2 separate regions of the Homo sapiens genome follow, and region 2 is linked to region 1. A link is a loop called in an ENCODE intact Hi-C map of the cell type or tissue named here. Cell type or tissue: PC-9. All regions are shown on one strand. Links, peaks and the distances in the headings refer to the core of each region. The heading gives the core; the rest is flanking DNA.

The links. Peaks named below come from ENCODE experiments on the same cell type or tissue, not always from the same donor. Only the 100,000 strongest peaks of a DNase experiment are listed, where the experiment ranks them.
Region 2: it touches region 1 in a loop (2.7-fold over the local background); 6 of 110 quality-filtered maps call a loop at or near these places.

What each region holds. Positions count from the first base shown.
Region 1 is chr15:75,432,277-75,437,660 of GRCh38, reverse strand. The region is part of intron 1 of SIN3A (SIN3 transcription regulator family member A); the gene reads left to right. Among named protein-coding and RNA genes, the nearest start is that of SIN3A, 17 kb to the left of the region's middle. In PC-9, for the core only: no CTCF peak of the experiment used is centred there; no DNase peak of the experiment used is centred there.
Region 2 is chr15:75,387,264-75,392,647 of GRCh38, reverse strand. It overlaps SIN3A (SIN3 transcription regulator family member A), which reads left to right. Exons shown (of 21, transcript NM_001145358.2): 15 at 1-406; 16 at 2,827-2,996. It also overlaps the pseudogene RPL13P4. Among named protein-coding and RNA genes, the nearest start is that of MAN2C1, 21 kb to the right of the region's middle. In PC-9, for the core only: no CTCF peak of the experiment used is centred there; a DNase peak (open chromatin) is centred at 2,537; H3K27ac peaks cover 3,477 bases.

The sequences.
Region 1 (5,384 bases), core at 333-5,332:
GGCTTTCTTTATATTCTAGAATTACACTGTACCCCTCTGCAAGCGTGGTTTTACAGTCTTGTCCAATGTTTCTACTTTAGATTGTTCATATTCCAAGGAGGAAGAATTTAACCTCTTGCTCTTTTAGTCAGGTATGTGACCTTGAATAAGTCATTTAATTTGAGTATCAGTTTCCCTCAAAAAAAGAGGGGTCTGGCTGGGCGCAGTGGCTCATGCCTATAATCTCAGCACTTTGGGAGGCCAAGACAGGAGGATTGTTTGAGGCCAGGAGTTGGAGACCAGCCTGGGCAGCATATCGAGACCCTGTCTCTACAAAAAATACAAAAGTTAGATATGGTGGCGCTGCCTATGTCCCAGCTACTTGGGAGGCTGAGGTGGGAGGATTACTTGAGCCCAGGAGGTTGGGGATGCGGTGAGCCGTGATAGCCCTGCTGCACTCCAGCCTGGTGGACATAATGGTATGCTATTGCAAAAAAAAAAAAAGGGTTCTGGGACTGCCTATCTGACAGGATTGTTGCGAGGAGGACATCAGCTGATAGCAGTCATACATGGAAGACTTGGCTGTTGTCGGGGAGGAAATCTCTGGCTCAGTGCTGGACTTCTAACCCTCCGCACAGGGCCAGGCATGTCTTAAGCACTTGCTAATTATTTGTGGGATGAATGACTTGGCAAAGATTGTAAATAACTATTGCCTGCAAGTCTAAACTTACTATTTTAATTTCATGCTCTATACCCCTGTGTTCTAATTCATCTCTAATTTTCAAGATGTAGCTGAATATTTACCTTTATAGAGTCTTCCCAAGTGTACCTGTCTGTATCCCTTTCCCAATTTATAGTACTTATTTTTTCCACTCAAGAGCTGGTTTGTATTGTTGGCTTTTCTTCCTGTTTTTTTTTTTCCTAATCCTCAGAACCTGTGGATGTTTTTTTCCAAGACTTTATCAAGAAAATTTCCAAATACACAACAAAGTTGATAGAATTTTAGTAAATATAATGAACACCCATATACACACTACCTAGATTTTACCATTATCATTTTTCTACTACTAGGTTTAACATATGCCTGTCCATCTATCCATCGCTCCATCAATGAATCTGATTTTTTGATGTATTTCAAAATAAATTGCAGACATTAGTATACTTCATCTAAGCACTTGAGCATGTTTATCATTATCTAGAGTTTAATATTGTTTATAGCATTTTTCTTTTTTGTCCAGGCTCGAGTGCAGTAGCGAGATCTCAGCTCACCTCAGCCTCTGTCTCCTGGACTCACATGATCCTCCCACGTCAGCCTCCTAAATAGCTGGGATTACAGGTACATGCCACCATGCATGGCTAATTTTGTATTTTTTGTAGAGATGGAGTCTCGCCATGTTGCCCAGGCTGGTCTTGAACTCCTGTGCTCAAGAGGTCCGCCTGCCTCGGCCTCCCAAAGTGCTGGGATTACAGGCACTTTGTGAGCCATTGTGCGTGGCTAGCATGTTTTTTCTTTGTCTTTTTCTTTTTTGTTTTTTTTGTTTTTTTTTTGAGACAGAGTCTCACTCTGTTGCCCAGGCCGGAGTGCAGTGACGTTATCACTGCTCACTACAACCTTGCAGCCTCAACTTCTGAGGTCAAGAGATCCTTCCACTTCAGTCACTGGAGTAGCTAGTACCATAGTTGTGCGCCACCACTTCCAGCTAATTGTTTCTTTATTTTGTAGAGACAGGGTCATCCCATTGTTGCCCAGGCTGGTCTCCAGCTCCTGGGCTCAAGCCATCCTTGAGCCTCAGCTTCCCAAAGTGTTGGGATTACAGGCATGAATCACTGTGCCCAGGCACATTTTTCTTTCAATGCAAATTTTACATACAATGAAATGTACAAATCTTTAGTACATTTTGTATGTGTATATATACATACATGAGATCATGCTGTATGTATTCTATAGCTTACTGTTTTCTTCTTCTTTTTTTTTTTTTTTTTGAGACGTAGTTTCACTCTTGTTGCCCAGGCTGGAGTGCAGTGGCGCCATCTTGGCTCACCTCAACCTCTACCTCCTGGGTTCGAGTGATTCTCCTGCCTCAGCCTCCTGAGTAACTGGGATTACAGGCATGCGCCACCACGCCCAGCTAATATTTGTGTTTTTAGTAGAGACAGGGTTTCTCCATGTTGGTCAGGTTGGTCTCGAACTCCCAAACTCAGGTGATCCACCCGCCTCGGCCTCCCAAAGTGCTGGGATTATAAGCGTAAGCCACTGCATCCGGCCTAGCCTGCTGTTTTCACTTAATATGTCTTAGAGTTCATTCTTTGTACTTGTGGATAAACCCTGATCTTTCTGATTCCTACATAGTTTTCCATAATATGCATGATCACATTTATTTAGCTGATAGATATTTAGATTTTCATATTTTGCTGCAATAAATATACTCAGCAGATGTGTAGGATACAGGCCTGAAAGTGGAATTGATAGTTTCAGTATTCCAAAATCTAGTATGTTTTAGAGTTCATTTCTTATACTCGTGGATAAACTTTGATCTGATTCTTACATAGTTTTCCATAATATGCATGGGATGGGTATGCACATTTAAAATTTTAATAAATACCTACAAGTTGCCAGCTAAATAGGCTGTACCAATTAAAGCCTCCTCCATCAGTGTTTCCCTGTATCCTTACCCACACTGTCATCTTTTTTTTTTTTAAATTGCTTTGGAGTAAATTACTTTTTTTTTTCTTGAGGCGGAGTTTTGCTCTTGTTGCCCAGGCTGGAGTGCAGTGGCGCGATCTCGGCTCACTGCAGCCTCTGCCTCCCAGGTTCAAGCGATTTTCCTGCCTCAGCCTCTCGAGTAGCTGGGATTACAGGCATGCACCACCATGCCCGGCTAATTTTGTGTTTTTAGTAGAGACAGAGTTTCTCCATGTTGATCAGGCTGGTCTCAAACTCCCGACGTCAGGTGATCCACTCGCCTCGGCGAACCAAAGTGTTAGGATTGCAAGTGTGAGCCACGGCGCCTGACCTTTTATTTTTTTTTTTTTTGAGACAGTTCCACTCTATTGCCCAGGCTGGAGTGCAGTGGCGCGATTTCGGCTCACTGCAACCTCCACCTCCCAGGTTCAAGTGATTCTCGTGCCTCAGCCTCCTGAGTAGCTGGGATTACAGGCGCCCACAACCACACCCGGCTAATTTTTGTATTTTTAGTAGAGGGAGGGTTTCACCATGTTGGCCGGTCTGGTCTTGAACTCCTGACCTCAAGTGATCCGCCTGCCTCGGCCTCCCAAAGCGCTGGGATTACAGGCATGAGCCACCGCGCCCGGCCTACTTTACACGTTTTTTATTACTAGTGAGGCTATATATGGTTTTAGAGGGCAAGGGCTGAAATCATCTACCAACTTCATATCTACTCACTGAACATTTGCTTTTAATGAATGAATGCTACTAAAGCATTTCTGCTTTATTAGGTTTAGGCTGAAGAAGGATGAGTTAGCTAAGTGTGTGAAAGGTTAAAAAAAGCTGAACTTGCTCCCTGCATGTGTGCCTTAAATAAGTAAAGGGATTCTTCCTTCACTTCTTCTCTTCTGTGAGAGGTAAGGTAGTGAAGTAGTTAAGAGCCAGGCTCTGGAGACAGATTTCCTGGATTTATATCACAGCTTTGCCTCTTACTAGCTGTGCAACCTTGGGCAGTTTACTTAATCTTTGTTTTTCAGTTTCCTCATTCATAAATTAGAGAACACCTTGCTTATAAGGTTGTTGTGAAGGATGATCAGGGCCTGAAACCAGGAGGTATGATTAGAGCGGAAGCAATTTATTTGAGAGAGAGTTAGGAATAGAACTTTGAGTGGTAATTGTTTGTTTGTTTGTTTGTTGTTGTTGTTTTTGAGATGGAGTCTTGCTCTGTCGCCCAGGCTGGAGTGCAGTGGCATGATCTCGGCTCACTGCAAGCTCTGCCTCCCGGTCCACGCCATTCTCCTGCCTCAGCCTCCCGAGTAGCTAGGACTACAGGTGCCCGCCACTACGCCTGGCTAATTTTTTGTATTTTTAGTAGAGACGGGGTTTCACCATGTTAGCCAGGATGGTCTCGATCTCCTGATCTCGTGAGCCACCACGCCCGGCCTATGAGTGGTAATTGTTAAAGGAATAAAGTATGGTTCAGAGAAAGTTCAGCCTCTGTAGTGTTGTAGAGGTGGTATGGAAAGCAAACTCTGGAGGTGGATGAAGTTAAGTACCATATGAAATCCCAATCACTTAATAAAAGAAACGATATTTTAACAGCCAAAAGATAGAGTATGATATCAGAATAAACCATAGTACTGTAATACTTAATGTATGAAAAGCTCACTACAATCTTCTTTTTCCTTATAGACTGGTTCATAAACCAGCATTTGGAAATCACTAATGTAGGCTGATCCCCTCCTTTTGCCCCTGTTTGAAAACAGGGCCAAAATTAGAAAGCTTCATGGTAGATAGAGTTTGGAGTAGAATCCAGTTCTTTTTTGTTTGTTTTTATTTTTTGCCCTCAAACATTCTCCCATCCAACAGAATCCAGTTCTTAAAAGGTACTCTAGTGTTTTTTCTATAGTCGTGCCGTGCTCTTCACATCTGATTTTGGCTTATTATTTATAAAGTTTTTTTTTGTTGTTGTTATTTTTTGAGACAGTCGCGCTGTCCCCCAGCCTGGGGTGCAGTGGTGCGAATTTGCTCACTGCAACCTCCGCCTCCCAGGTTCAAGCGATTCTCCCGTCTCAGCGTCCCAAGTAGCTGGGATTACAGATGCGTGCCATCATGCCCAGCTAATTTTGTATTTTTAGTAGAGACTGGGTTTCACCATGTTGGCCTGGCTGGTCTCGAACTCCTGACTTCAGGTGATCCACCCACCTCGGCCTTCCAAAGTGCTGGGATTACGGGTGTGAGCCACTGTGACCAGCCTATGAAGTTTTTGTTTTTTAAACCCAGTGCTGCCCTATCATAACATTTCTATAATTTTTTTTTTTTTTTTTTTTTGAGACAGAGTCTCAGTCTGTTGCCCAGGCTGGAGTGCAGTGGTGGGACCTCCCCTCATGCAACCTCTGCCTCCTGGATTCTAGCGATTCTCATGCCTCAGCCTCCCAAGTAGCAGGTTTTACAGGTGTGCGCCATCACACCTGGCTAATTTTTGTATTTTTACTGGAGACAGGGTTTCACCATGTTGGCCAGGCTGGTCCCAAACTCCCGACCTTAGGTGATCTGCCTGCCTCAGCCTCCCAAAGTGCTGGGATTACAGGTGTGAGCCACTGCATCCGGCCAATAAAGTATTGACTTCATTTTTGGTTACAGAGGTTAATCTCCGATGAGTTAAGCATCAGTTTTAAACCAACAGAACCCAAGACCAAACCACTGAAAGTCATGAACGTATATAAGAAATAGCTAAAAA
Region 2 (5,384 bases), core at 144-5,143, 45 kb after region 1:
ATGCATCATTTTATTCCAGATTTGCTCTTTGCCCAAAGAGGTGATCTCTCAGATGTGGAGGAAGAGGAAGAAGAAGAGATGGATGTAGATGAAGCCACAGGGGCAGTTAAGAAGCACAATGGTGTTGGGGGCAGTCCCCCTAAGTCCAAGTTACTGTTTAGTAACACAGCAGCTCAAAAATTAAGAGGAATGGATGAAGTATACAACCTCTTCTATGTCAACAACAACTGGTATATTTTTATGCGACTGCACCAGATTCTCTGCCTGAGGCTGCTACGGATTTGTTCCCAAGCCGAACGGCAAATTGAAGAAGAAAACCGAGAGAGAGAATGGGAACGGGAAGTGCTGGGCATAAAGCGAGACAAGAGTGACAGCCCTGCCATTCAGCTACGTCTCAAAGAACCTAGTGAGTGCCGAGACCTCTGATTTACAGAGGATGTGTGAGGTTGAGGACCTTAGAGCCACCTAGACTTGGGACTGCTTCTTTTATTAATAGAGCACAGGCATTAGAGTCTGTGTAGTTAAACTCTCTGAACCTGTTTATCTGAAAAATGGAGGCTCTAGTTGCTTGTGGTGTTGCTTTGTGCAAAGTATCCTATGCAGGGCTTAGATCATGGACACTTGGTCAGTGGTTGGTACTGTGGACGCACCTGGGAAGGGGGTATCACAGTTAATTTCTCAAATGGCAGATTTCTGGGTTACTGCCATCTGTTTCAAAGTACAGATAGAGACTAAACTGTCACAGCCAATTTCAATCCATGACAGAACATAAATTCCTAGTGCTTAAAACAGAATTTTCTCATATTTTTGAGCAGGACTTCTGTTTAACCAGTGGGGTTTATGGCTCATTCTTAATATGTAGAAATAGTTTATGGAAAGGAGACTGGAACTCAAAAGGTGATATGAGACATGGAGAACAGGCAGGACAGGGATAAAGATGTAGAACTCAGGAAAAGGAAAGTAAGTGAGGGTTCAGGACGCTGTCATGTGCTTTATGTAATTTTGTGCTGCCTGCTTCCAGTTCACGTCATAAATTAGGTACTTGAGCTGTGAGCCAAAAGCTTTTTCATGAAGCATTTCTTCTGGGCTCTTAAGGAAATAGCCAACCTGAGGAGTGTATCTTCTTCTTCTTTTTTTTTTTTTTTATGTGTTGCTGATGTAGGAAGCCCAGATATGGCCCTAGCTTTCTATCTGTTGAGGAGCTAATGACACTGAAAAATAATTCTGAAAGCTTTTATCTAGACTAGTCCTAGCTCGAAAGAGATAAATTTTAGATCTCATTGTGGTGATTCCATCTACTTGGGTAGAAATTAGAAATTAAATGGCCTATTCCTGGCTTGGCCACTGACTTAACCTGGTTTGAGGCTTACATAATGTTGTCTTGTCTGATAATGCCAACCCTCACACTTACCACAGCTTGTTTGGACAAATCTGTGGTTTGGACTCAAAACTTTATTCTGGCATAAAAGCAGTTTTCATAGCAGTGGTATATTTTGGAGTCTATAGCCTATACCTATTCTATGGAGCTAAAGAATGTGATAGTCTGTGATGAAACTCAAGCCAGTTGCCTCTTTTAAACAGTATTTGTCCTGTTTTGCCTGTTTTTTAATGAATTCGTCAGACTTCAGATAAATGGAGACAACTTGGTTTTGCTCCTAGCCTTTTTTCTCCAGCACAAACACAACTAGCAAGTAACCAATTAGTCAGTGACAAATAGTTCGTTTTGTAACTTTTTTCATTTTAGTCAACTTTTTGTTGAAGTGCAATGTATAGGCCGGGTGCAGTGGCTTACACCTGTAATCCCAGCACTTTGGGAGGCCGATGTGGGAGGATCACTTGAGGCCAGGAGTTTGAGACCAGCCTGGTTAATAAGTGAGACCCCATCTCTACAAAAAAATACATATAAGGTACGGCATGTATATATAGAAAAGTATACAAATCAGAATTGTGCAGCTCAGTGAATTTTTACAGACTAGACGTACCTATGTTCAAGAAACGAAACATAACCAGTACTCTGATAACCAGTCCTTTTTCCACTTTGTTGATTTCTAACACTAGAGATTAGATTTGTCTATTTTTGAACTTTATATAAATGGGTCTTTAGTAAGCTAAAGGCAGCACTCTTTAATACTCCTTGTGCCCTCTGCTAGTTGCCAAATGTCTTTAACAACTGATGAGATTTATTCTAGCTAGTGATTGAAATGATTCATGTGCAGCAACTACAGATGATTTAATGCAATTTGTGAAATACAACGTAGCGAATCCATTTTTAAACAAAAGGACTTTGACAAATGCAGATTACTTCATTATTCATAAAGGATTTAATTTGCACTCCTATTTTTGTGTTCCCAAGAGGTTTCCCAGTGCTGGAGTATGGCTGTGTCTGCCTTTCCTCATCTGTACTTTATGCTTCATTGAAATAGCTTTATGAGCAAGTGACCCATGTGAGGAATGCTCTTGTGCAGGCTGGGAGAGTAGGTTCCTCTCTCAGCAGGGGAGCCAACAGCTCTTTGAAGGACTGGCTTCCCTAGGATATTTTCCTCTCTGAAAGTGGCCCAGCAGTACCATAAAGAAGTATCTTTCTAGCATGGTAGTCAGAATATTAGAAGCCACTGTTAAAGTTGCAGAGTCACTCTGATAGTGCTGGTGATTGTAGTCACCTGTCGGAATTCATCTCTGTTTACATTGGAATGAGTGAGTATATTTTGAATACCTAGTGTTCATACTTTCAAATGCCATTTAGGCCAGCTGTGGGATTTGCCCTGTACTCTATCCCTAGTCTTTTCTTAGCAAGGTAAGGCCTCACCAATCCCATCTCTCCCACAGTGGATGTTGATGTAGAAGATTATTACCCAGCTTTCCTGGACATGGTGCGGAGCCTGCTGGATGGCAACATAGACTCATCACAGTATGAAGATTCACTGAGAGAGATGTTCACCATTCATGCCTACATTGCCTTTACCATGGACAAACTGATCCAGAGCATTGTCAGACAGGTGAGGGCATGGAGGAGGCTAGGGTGAGTAAGGGAAGAAATCCTTACCTAGAGATGGGCCACGCAAGGAAAAGGAAAGGCAACTTTTTCATATAACAGTGTTTATGAACGTAGGGTTCTGAAGAGAGGAGGGGAGGTTAATGTGATGCCTGATTTCTCATGTTAACAAAGTTGCAGTGTATGAGCCTGCCTACCCCATATCCTTTCTTGCTGGCCACCTGTAGAGTGCAGTGGTCCTGACCCCAGCTTCCTGCACAACTTGTCTATCTCTTACCTTGTCTGCCATGGGTAAGCACACAGTGTGGAACATTGCGTCTTCCATAGGTGTTGGTAAGTTTTTTTTTTTTTTCCTTAAATAGAGACAGGGTGTCACTGTTTTGCCCAGGCTGGTCTTGAACTTCTGGTCTCAAGTGATCCTCCTGTCTTGGCCTCTTAAAGCGCTGGGATTATAGACACGAGCCACTGCGCCTGGTCAAGGTGTTGGTAACTCTTATGTACTTGCATTGTTTAATATTTGAAATTCTTTTTATAAGAAAGGGTTCACATAACATCTTTTATAATACTCTGCCCACCTCACTCATCTGCGGTTCCCTCTAAGTTAGGTTTCTGGTTGGTTTTGTGTGTTCTTCCTGTGGCACCCTGGGAACTTGTAAACATGTTGTTCTTTACAACAATGATATAAAAAATAGCTTGTAACAGATAGTCACATTTCTACTTCTTGGACTTGAGTTCTGAACTCCCAGAGAGATTGTTGGTTAACTGCTTTTTTCTTTTTCTGGAGACCCAGCTCTACTGCTGATTGACTGCAAGTCCCCAGCAGGGCTTCATTTTTCCTTTTCAGCATCCTGTTCTGTGGCTCCCTTGGCCCTTTTTGCCCATATGCCAAAGAGCTGAAAATTGATGTGGGCTGTGTGAAGACTGGCAAATACCTTAAAGTTCTTAGTGATGATTCCAGCTTTCTCCTTCTTATAGACGTACTATATGGGCATTATTGGTCCTGTCAGCTGGGTGGCTGATTTGAGTTTTTCAGAACTGTCTCCCTTCTTGGGGGCTAAGAGCTTCCTGGAGAAGAGGTTGAGCTTGGAGTCTTAACTCCTTCAGGTGCTGAACATTGGCCCACAGGGACATGGTGTACTAATGCCACCCTCTTGTGGATGCTGGTCACCCTTAACTCTTCTAAGCTGAAGCCCCTGCCAGCTTGTACTTTGGTGTGGTACCTCACTGTGGGGCAGCTTACCATGGGTCAGATGGGTCCAGATGCAGGGTGCAGGTCAATGTGGTATACTTTTGCTTGCATCTGCAGATCTTCTGGGCTGGCTGGTTGAACCACGTGGCCATGGGCCACTGCGATTCCTTGTGGAAGTAGGGCTTTAGGATCATGCTGTTCCACCTGGGTACCGTGGCTACCTACAGCCCTCTTCCATAGAATAGCTCAGCAGAAAGGCGGTGAAGTACTTAAGTGAAAACTTGTAAAAAGCAATTTCTAATTCTAGAATCCACACTGCCACTGTAGAAGGAAAGAGCTTGTTGCTTAATGTTCTCTTGGGCTAAAATATTGAATTCTTTGCAAAGTACCCATGCTTTTGCCTTGGTTTTGGAAGGGTGCATGCCTCTGTACTCCTCCCACAGTATCTACACAGGATTGAGGAAGAGCCCTTCATATAAATGAACCTTAACATCTGGGGGAAAGTTGTCAGATAGTTGTTTCCAATAAGTTGAAGAAGTTGTTAGGCCTTCCCATAAGAGGTCTGGATGGTAACTGGCAGAAATCATTAGATGGATACATAGTCACCCATAGTCATACTTTTTCAGACTAATCTTCCTTAACTTCCCTGAAATTTATATAAAATACAGACTCCAGTTACCCTGTGCTTATGTTGCTGATTACAGGCTTGCTGCTGCTTCAGCTAGGAACGAAGTCTTTCATACCACCAGCACAGCTTAAAAAAAAAATCCAATAAAACTAACTTTTAATAATTCTGAGGTTGGTTTTCGAAACAATAGTTACAATTATTTACTGTATCTGGTTATGATTTTGAATCAGTAATAAATACTATCTCCACCCACCCCCCGCTTTTTTTTTTTTTTTTTAATGGAAACAGGTTTCATCCAGAAAACCCCAAAACAGTGACTTTTTTTTTTTTTTTTTTTCCAACCCAGGGTCTCACTCTATTGCCCAGGCTGGAGTGCAGTGGTGTGATCAGCTCACTGTAGCCTTGACCTCCTACCTCAGCCTCCCAAGTAGCTGGGACCAAAGGGGCCACCACACCGGCTAATTTATTGTATTTTTTGTAGAGATGGAGTTTTGCCATGTTGTCCAGGCTGGCCTCAAACTTATGGGCTCAAGCAATTCACCTACTTCAGCCTCCCAAAGCGCTGCGATTACGGG